Linked DNA regions of Homo sapiens: region 2 is linked to region 1. A link is a loop called in an ENCODE intact Hi-C map of the cell type or tissue named here. Cell type or tissue: A673. All regions are shown on one strand. Each heading gives the region's core, and the rest is flanking DNA. Links, peaks and the distances in the headings are about the cores only.

Region 1 (6,660 bases), core at 1,220-3,719:
GACCTGTGAGGTCTGCGCAGCCTCCTTCCGCTCCGGGCCGGGCCTGAGCCGGCACAAGGCCAGGAAGCACCGGCCACACCCGGGAGCCCCCGCGGAGCCGAGCCCAGCGGCCTTGCCTGCTCAGCAGCCTCTAGAGCCCCTAGCCCAAAAGTGCCAGCCGCCCAGGAAGAAAAGCCACAGGGTGTCTGGGAAGGAGAGACCAAATCACTCACGGGGAGACCCCAGCCACGTCACCCAGCCACCGCCTGCCCAGGGCTCAAAGGAGGTTCTCAGAGCACCGGGGTCCCCACACAGCCAGCAGCTGCACCCTCCAAGCCCTACTGAGCATGAGGTAGATGTGAAGACTCCGGCCTCCAAGCCCAGACCAGACCAGGCCAGGGAAGATGAGCTGCATCCCAAACAGGCAGAAAAAAGAGAAGGCCGGAGGTGGCGCCGAGAGCCCACCGTGGACTCTCCTAGCCACTCAGAGGGGAAGTCAAATAAGAAAAGGGGAAAGCTGAGAGGGAGAAGGCTCCGGGAGGAGAGCATTCTTCCAGTCTCTGCTGATGTGATTTCAGATGGGCGCGGCTCCAGACCATCCCCTGCAATGGCCAGTTACGCAGCCTCTCCGAGCCACTGCCTCTCTGTGGAAGGAGGGCCTGAGGCTGACGGGGAGCAGCCGCCTCGCTTGGCCACTCTGGGACCTGGGGTGATGGAGGGTGCAGCGGAGACTGACCAGGAGGCTCTGTGTGCAGGGGAGACTGGGGCCCAGAAGCCACCTGGAGATCGGATGCTGTGTCCAGGGAGGATGGATGGTGCAGCTCTGGGGGAACAGCCAACTGGGCAGAAGGGAGCCTCGGCAAGGGGGTTCTGGGGACCAAGAGAGACCAAGGCGTTGGGTGTGTGCAAAGAGTCTGGGAGCGAGCCTGCGGAGGACAGCAGCAGGGCCCACAGCCGATCAGAGGAAGGTGTCTGGGAGGAGAACACGCCCCCCTTGGGCCCCCTGGGTTTTCCCGAGACTTCCAGCTCTCCGGCGGACAGCACCACCAGCAGCTGCCTCCAGGGCCTCCCGGACAACCCAGACACCCAGGGTGGAGTCCAGGGGCCTGAAGGCCCCACTCCTGATGCCTCTGGCTCCAGTGCCAAGGATCCTCCAAGCTTGTTTGATGATGAGGTCTCTTTCTCCCAGCTCTTCCCTCCAGGCGGTCGCTTGACTAGAAAGAGGAACCCGCATGTCTACGGGAAGCGCTGTGAGAAGCCGGTGCTCCCGCTGCCAACCCAGCCCAGCTTTGAGGAGGGCGGTGACCCCACGCTGGGCCCAGCCCGCCTGCCCACGGACCTCAGCGACTCCAGCTCCCTCTGCCTCTGCCATGAGGACCCGTGGGAGGACGAGGATCCCGCAGGTCTGCCCGAGTCCTTCCTCCTGGATGGGTTCCTCAATAGCAGGGTGCCTGGCATTGACCCCTGGGCCCCCGGCCTCAGCCTGTGGGCCCTGGAGCCCAGCAGGGAAGCTGGTGCAGAGAAGCTGCCCTCCCACTGCCCCGAGGACGATCGGCCGGAGGCCATTCCTGAGCTGCACATGGTCCCAGCGGCTTGGCGAGGCCTGGAGATGCCGGCCCCTGCCGATGACTCCTCCTCTTCTCTCGGAGATGTGAGCCCCGAGCCCCCCAGCCTGGAGAGAGAACGCTGTGACGGTGGGCTTCCCGGGAACACCCACCTGCTGCCGCTCCGTGCCACGGACTTTGAGGTGCTCAGCACCAAGTTTGAGATGCAAGACCTGTGCTTTCTGGGACCCTTTGAAGACCCCGTGGGTCTCCCCGGCCCCAGCTTCTTAGACTTCGAGGGCACGGCGAGCTCACAGGGGCCACAGAGCCGAAGGACAGAGGAGGCTGCAGGGGCAGGGAGGGCCCAAGGCAGAGGCCGGCCGGCCAAGGGCAGGCGGGCCTCCTACAAGTGCAAAGTGTGCTTCCAGCGCTTCCGCAGCCTGGGCGAGCTGGACCTGCACAAGCTGGCCCACACGCCCGCGCCGCCGCCCACCTGCTACATGTGCGTGGAGCGCAGGTTTGGCTCGCGGGAGCTGCTGCGGGGGCACCTGCAGGAGAGGCACGCGCAGAGCAAGGCCGGGCCCTGGGCGTGCGGCATGTGCCTGAAGGAGGTGGCCGACGTCTGGATGTACAACGAGCACCTGCGTGAGCACGCGGTCCGCTTCGCCCGCAGGGGGCAGGCGCGGAGGTCCTTGGGGGACCTGCCCGGAGGCCTGGAGGGCAGCAGCGCTGTCGCCCACCTTCTGAACAGCATCACGGAACCCGCGCCCAAACACCACAGGGGCAAGCGCTCCGCCGGCAAGGCCGCCGGGAGCCCGGGAGACCCGTGGGGGCAAGAGGGAGAAGCCAAGAAAGACAGCCCGGGCGAGAGGGCGAAACCCCGGGCACGCAGCACCCCCAGCAACCCAGACGGGGCCGCGACCCCAGACAGCGCCTCTGCCACCGCCCTGGCTGACGCCGGCAGCCCGGGCCCCCCCAGGACGACCCCCAGCCCGTCCCCCGACCCCTGGGCCGGCGGGGAGCCCCTCCTGCAAGCCACCCCGGTGCACGAGGCCTGCAAGGACCCCTCCCGCGACTGCCACCACTGCGGGAAGCGCTTCCCCAAGCCCTTCAAGCTGCAGCGCCACCTGGCGGTGCACAGCCCGCAGCGCGTCTACCTGTGCCCCCGGTGCCCCCGGGTCTACCCCGAGCACGGGGAGCTGCTGGCACACCTGGGCGGGGCGCACGGGCTGCTGGAGCGGCCGGAGCTGCAGCACACGCCGCTGTATGCCTGCGAGCTCTGCGCCACGGTTATGCGCATCATCAAGAAGTCCTTCGCCTGCAGCTCCTGCAACTACACCTTCGCCAAGAAGGAGCAGTTCGACCGCCACATGAACAAGCACCTCAGGGGGGGGCGGCAGCCCTTCGCGTTCCGCGGCGTGCGGAGGCCGGGAGCGCCGGGACAGAAGGCCCGGGCCCTCGAGGGCACACTGCCCAGCAAACGGCGCAGGGTGGCCATGCCCGGCAGTGCCCCTGGGCCCGGCGAGGACAGGCCTCCTCCCCGGGGAAGCAGCCCCATCCTGAGTGAGGGCTCTCTCCCGGCCCTGCTCCACCTGTGTTCGGAGGTGGCTCCCAGCACCACCAAGGGATGGCCCGAGACCCTAGAGAGGCCTGTAGACCCCGTGACCCACCCGATCAGAGGTTGTGAGCTGCCATCCAACCACCAGGAGTGTCCCCCGCCGTCTCTGTCTCCCTTCCCAGCTGCCTTGGCTGATGGCAGAGGAGACTGCGCGCTGGACGGAGCCCTGGAGAGGCCAGAGAACGAGGCTTCCCCAGGCAGCCCCGGGCCTCTTCTCCAGCAAGCTCTCCCTCTGGGGGCATCTCTGCCGCGGCCGGGAGCCAGAGGCCAAGATGCGGAGGGAAAGAGGGCTCCTCTCGTGTTCTCAGGGAAACGCAGGGCCCCGGGTGCCCGTGGCAGGTGTGCCCCTGACCATTTCCAGGAAGACCACCTACTTCAGAAAGAGAAGGAGGTGTCCTCAAGCCACATGGTGTCTGAGGGGGGGCCCCGAGGCGCCTTCCACAAGGGCAGCGCCACCAAGCCTGCGGGCTGCCAGAGCTCATCAAAGGACAGGTCGGCAGCATCCACCCCCAGCAAAGCACTCAAGTTCCCAGTGCACCCAAGGAAGGCGGTGGGGAGCCTGGCACCCGGGGAGCTGGCCCGTGGCACAGAGAATGGGATGAAGCCCGCCACCCCCAAAGCCAAACCCGGCCCCAGCTCCCAGGGCAGTGGAAGCCCTCGCCCCGGCACCAAGACAGGAGGTGGCAGCCAGCCCCAGCCAGCCAGCGGGCAGCTCCAGAGCGAGACAGCCACCACCCCAGCCAAGCCCAGCTTCCCCAGCCGGAGCCCTGCACCAGAGAGGCTCCCCGCTCGAGCCCAAGCCAAGAGCTGCACCAAGGGGCCAAGGGAAGCTGGTGAGCAGGGGCCCCACGGGAGCCTAGGTCCCAAGGAGAAGGGAGAGAGCAGTACGAAGAGGAAAAAGGGCCAGGTCCCAGGGCCAGCCAGGAGTGAAAGTGTGGGGAGCTTCGGGAGAGCCCCCTCAGCCCCTGACAAGCCCCCCCGGACCCCTCGGAAGCAGGCAACTCCCAGCCGCGTGCTCCCGACCAAGCCCAAGCCCAACAGCCAGAACAAACCCAGGCCGCCACCATCAGAGCAGCGGAAGGCAGAGCCGGGCCACACACAGAGGAAGGACAGACTGGGCAAGGCCTTCCCCCAGGGGAGACCCCTGCTCAGGCCCCCCAAGAGGGGCACAGCTGTCCACGGTGCTGAACCTGCCGAGCCACACACCCACCGGACGGCCGAGGCCCAGAGTGACCTCCTCAGCCAGCTCTTCGGGCAGAGACTAACTGGCTTCAAAATCCCTTTAAAGAAAGATGCTTCCGAGTAATTTCTAGGAGCAAGAGCCTGGGACCGGAGCTGGGCGTTCCTGTCTCGGCCTGCCTCCTTGGCCAGCTCCGGCTCCCTGAGATGGTCCACTCTGTGGCCACTTGACTTCTTGTGCAACTGCTCAGGCCTTGATGTCAGAGCTGAGGTGGTGATGCTTTGAACAGGGCCCAGGTGGGCAGCATTCCCTTTCTTGCTGGAAGGCTGGGGGTGAAAGACGGGGCCACTGCAGCCCTTTTGAGACCACACAGCTGTTTTCTTGGTACCAAGTACTTGAAGAGACAGCAGCCCATCCCCTCAGCCCACACCCCTGCGCCCTGTGGGCACCGACACCACAGAAGCCAATGTTTGGAGATTTGCACAACCTCCCGTTCCCCCACATGGAGAAGGGAAGTAAGTTGAGGCAGCCGTGGGATGGTGGTAGGTTCCCTCTTAGTCTTGCTGCTGTTGCTGGAATTCCAAAGTGACCTTAGAAACCACGTGGGGGAAGGCAGTGCTCACTACTTAGAAGGGTTGCTTCTGAGCCGCCTGGTCCCCCAAGAGCACAACAGGCCTCCTCCCTCTGACCACAGGGTCATGCCTCCTCCCTCTGACCACAGGGTCATGCCAGCCTCCATTTGCTCTGCGGGAGAAAAGCCCATCTCTAGCACACCTTGACCCCAGGAACCGGGTTCCCGTATGGAACTGGGAAGAAACCGCCCCTGTGCCAGCTCCCGCGGGCCCTCCTCGTTCCCTCCCAGCCTCCATGGCCGCCCTCTAGAGCCTCCCTGCTGTACGGAGCTCTGGGCTCCGCCTATTTGCAATGTTACTCTGAAGTTTCTGGTGCTATTTTTGTGTTGTAATGTGAATACAGGCTTCCTTGATTTTTTTTTTTAATGGGGGTATTGGGTGGGACAGACGGGGTCAGGGAGGCCCCACCATGGCTTGTCGAGGGCACGGGCACCTGCATGGCGGCGCTCTCCCTGCCTCCCCTGCCGGGCTGCAAGCCTGAGGTCTGTGCTGCCAGACGGGGATGCTCAGGGCTGGGGCTGCAGAGCCGCTGCCCTGGCCAGGGCACCCTCATGCACCGACCCAACCCAGGCCTGGGACGCACGTGTCCTCTCACAGCGTCGTGCCTGTGAAGGTGGGTCAAAGGGTGAGAGGGCTTCCTTCTCACCCTTCTCTCCATAAGTATCTTGAAGATCCATGGTTTGTTTTGCTCTATTGTTTAGTTTTTACTTGGGTGCAATGTGTACGTCAAAAGTTTTTATTTTGATATTTGAAAGAGACCAAATCAGGCCCAGACCGCCTCTCTGGAAGGTGTTGTAGGCCATTCAAAACGCCTCCGGAGTGTCGCAAACCAAGTGCGGAGGGGCCCTGAGGTTGTACTGTAAACATCATAGTGACTTGTCTTTTCAAATATATTCCCACTATTTTCGCAGAAAACCTCCAGCTGCGTGACGTCTGTCCTCCCGCCGGCCCCCATCCCTGGTCTGCACCTCCCTGAGCCTCAGAACTTGGCTCCCAGGGTGTCTGCGCCAGCTGCCACTCTCGGGCCACCGTGGGCCAAGGGCCCAGCCGGGGCTGCGGGACCTCGTGCAGGACCCAGTGATGCAGCCATGGCTGTGTCCTAAGAACACCCCTTCAGCAGTGGGTGTTCCAGGTTTTCCAGAAAGGGGCAAGCCCACCCCGGCCATCCTCACTGAGGACCTCCCCCGCCCCCAGGAGGAACACACCACCCCTTCAGCAGTGGGGGCTGGCCCAGGTTTTCCAGAAAGGGGCAGGCCCACCCCGGCCATCCTCACTGAGGCCCCCCCTCACCCCCCAGGAGGAACAGACGGGAGGCTGAGGTGCCCTGGCGCCCCTCCCCCACATCAGAAGCAGCCCGGGGGACCCAGGGAGCGATGGGGCTGGGCTGAGGGAGGATAGGCGTGGGGACTGGGCTCTGCCACCCTCGGGCCTCCCCCCAGGCACCCGTCTGGTGTGAGTTTTCCAGCCTTCACATGCCAGGACGCAGCCCTCCCAGGCTGGGGAGCCAGGCCCCCTCACCTACCCAGAGACGCAGCCTTGTCCGCCTTGTCCCCTCCTCTCTCCCACACTCGGGTCCCTGAAGGTGTCCACACGTCCCTGCCTCAAAGCCTGCTCCCTCATGGCCCTTCCAAGCTTCTCCTGAGACTGTCTTCTGGAATGTTCTGTGGAAGTGCCTGCCACTGACCATCAAGGCATCCTCTCATCTTC
Region 2 (2,500 bases), core at 1-2,500, 480 kb before region 1:
ACCCAGCAGATACTGTGTGAAGCAAGTGATCGGGGTAACACCATCAGTCATAAGACGTTGACACCAAGGACCCAGTGAGACACATCACTTCTCTGGCAGTGTTGCCAGAAATGCAGTCTCATCATGAGAAAATGCTGCACCCAAACTGAGGGATGCTCACCACAGTCCTGGCCAGTGCGTCTCAAGTGTCCAGGTCTTGAAAGACAGGGAGGCTCAGAATTTCCTGCAGGCAGGTGGCCAGGTGATGTGTGTGCACCCTGGTCCACACGGAAGGCCTTCCCACAACCTTGAGGGAGGTGAGGGAGTAGGGGTTTGGGGGCTCCAGGCACAGGTGCTGGGCAGTGGGCCTCAGTGGTCTTGCAGCTCCCCCGTCAGGATTGTTAGCCTTTGGGTTCCTCGTCTGCAGTGATACTGTACAAATCCCAAAAACTCCAGTTACACGATTAAGTGATTGACATGACATGGAGTCGCAAGGCTGACTTGAAAATGACTGTAACTCACAGCACCAGTTTAGCCACTGCAATCTAGAGAAACTAAACATTTCCTCATTTTGAAGGAAAGACTTCTTGGGGAAAGTCAATTTGAGGGTTTGAATGAGAATGAGATGAAAGCTTTAGAAGGTCCTCCCTGTGCCTGAGGTAGATAAACATCTGTATTTTCTCTTCACACGGGTGACGGTGGTGAAAGCATGACATCATCTGACTTGGTCAGCAGAAGTGCTCTGAACCATCCGGAACTTTGGGGGCCTGGGGGCCGTGGGGAGGAGTTTCAGGAAGTTGAAAACAGTATTGGGTGGAATCACACACTTGCAATTTGCTCTGAAAAAGCTACACTTGTTTTGTTCTCAGCTGCACCTGGGGCCCTTCAGCCCCTGCAGGAGAAGAATGGGGCGAGTGATTGGTACGTGGCCTTCCCAGCCTGCAGAGCCGCCTGCTTTGGTTGTAATCATAGGCAAGCTCAGCCTGCTTTGGTTGTAGTCGTAGACAAGCTCAGGTTTCCGCCTCTGCACGTCCCGGTGGGCTCGCCTGGGACTCCCTTTGTCTGTTGTACAAGACTCCACTCTGGCCCCCCCTTTGGAAGAGACGATGTCTCCATCCTCAGGAAGTAGAGAAACACTCTCCGCCACCCTCCATCCTGACCCCCGTGCAGAGGATGAAGTGCTGTCCCAGAAGCCCCCTCTCAGGGGTGCCGTAAGTCTCAGAGAGAGGAGCACCCCGGGGCCTCCGTGGCAGAATCCTGTGAGTGTCTTTGGTTAAAATGTGCAGGAAGTGTTAACTCCTAAGCTGCCAGCAGATGGTGTGCCGAGATACTGTGAAGTCACATGAACTTGATTCCTGTTGGAAAGAACCACTCTGCAATCCTTCGCGTCTACACTTCGTCAAGAACCGTCCAATTTGATTAAACATTCTGGATCGTCAGCGTTCACGGTGGAGCAGACTCCACGACTCGCTGCTCCCATGGGAGGTGTCTCTCTGGGGAAGGGGTCAGTGGTGGTGGAGGATGGCGCGGTGCTCCATTCGGAACCCACAGGTCGCCAGCTTACAGCGTGGGAGCTGTGGAAGGACACATGGAGCAGAGGCGGCTGAGGAGGTGAAAGGCTGAGAGGAGGCTGCAGTGAAACACCTGAGGAAGGCTGGGCAGAATGGATCGGGGGTGTGTATTGGCTGCAGTCACCTCCCCTCTGCTCGTCTGTGTCCACATTCTGTCGTGGTTGAGACCGGATCCTGTGTGGACCGGGTGGGCTGGTGTGGAGTCCTGTCAGGAGACCTGGGGCGGTTTTGAGGCAAGCTCACGGAGGCCTGCCGCAGGGCCCTGCGCTGACAAACCTTTCGCTAGTGACCAGTTACCTTCTGTGTCTGAGAGAAGGCCGTTGTGGCCTGTAGTGATTTTCCTTTTCCCTTGAGATGAAAAGTCATCAAATATCTGGAAGCAAAGCTTAATCTTTCTGAAAGTAGAAACGCGTTTGGATGGAGCCGGGAGGGAGAACTGGGTGCGCGCTTGGCATTTCCTTGCCGGTGTGAATGCGCTTCCCGTAAATATGGCAGAACGCCTTCACCTTTCACCAGATGACGCGGGGGGAATTGGGCCACGGTCCCTGCTGTCATCATGGCATGCTGCAAGCTCTGTGGGCGCTGGTGGCCAGGATGCGGACAACCCCTGCCGCTACGTGTCCTCAAGTGAGCTCAGCTCTTGTGTCGGTGGGAGCTGGCGGTGGGTCCCTGAGCAGAGTGCTGCCGCTGCCAGTCTGCGTTTTCTGCCGAAATGCGTCCCTGAGATTGAGAAAGTTCACACCCTAAGTGTTTTTAGAAGGCTGGGTGCCCTGTTTCCCAGCCAACAGTTGTGACTGTCAGTGGGCAAACACAGTTTGCAATAATTGGCCTGTTGTCTTACAATTTCTGGCTCTCCTCTTTGTGGTGTAGGTCATGTTAGGTGGTGGTCCTTGGTCGTTTGTGCCACGTTCCCTCATGTTCTTGAACTCTGAGTCCCTAGAAACTGACAT

Evidence for each region. Peaks named below come from ENCODE experiments on the same cell type or tissue, not always from the same donor. Only the 100,000 strongest peaks of a DNase experiment are listed, where the experiment ranks them.
Region 2: it touches region 1 in a loop (2.9-fold over the local background); 5 of 110 quality-filtered maps call a loop at or near these places.

What each region holds. Positions count from the first base shown.
Region 1 is chr16:88,434,886-88,441,545 of GRCh38, forward strand. It overlaps ZNF469 (zinc finger protein 469), which reads left to right. Exons shown (of 3, transcript NM_001367624.2): 3 at 1-5,868. The coding sequence ends at 4,447. Among named protein-coding and RNA genes, the nearest start is that of ZFPM1, 15 kb to the right of the region's middle. RefSeq lists a silencer at 2,565-2,714. In A673, for the core only: CTCF peaks have their summits at 2,683 (motif pointing left) and 2,884; a DNase peak (open chromatin) is centred at 2,616.
Region 2 is chr16:87,955,724-87,958,223 of GRCh38, forward strand. The region is part of intron 1 of BANP (BTG3 associated nuclear protein); the gene reads left to right. Among named protein-coding and RNA genes, the nearest start is that of BANP, 5.5 kb to the left of the region's middle. RefSeq lists enhancers at 623-742, 812-1,754, 1,173-1,232. In A673, for the core only: a CTCF peak has its summit at 1,272 (motif pointing right); a DNase peak (open chromatin) is centred at 1,298; H3K4me3 peaks cover 341 bases; H3K27ac peaks cover 1,715 bases.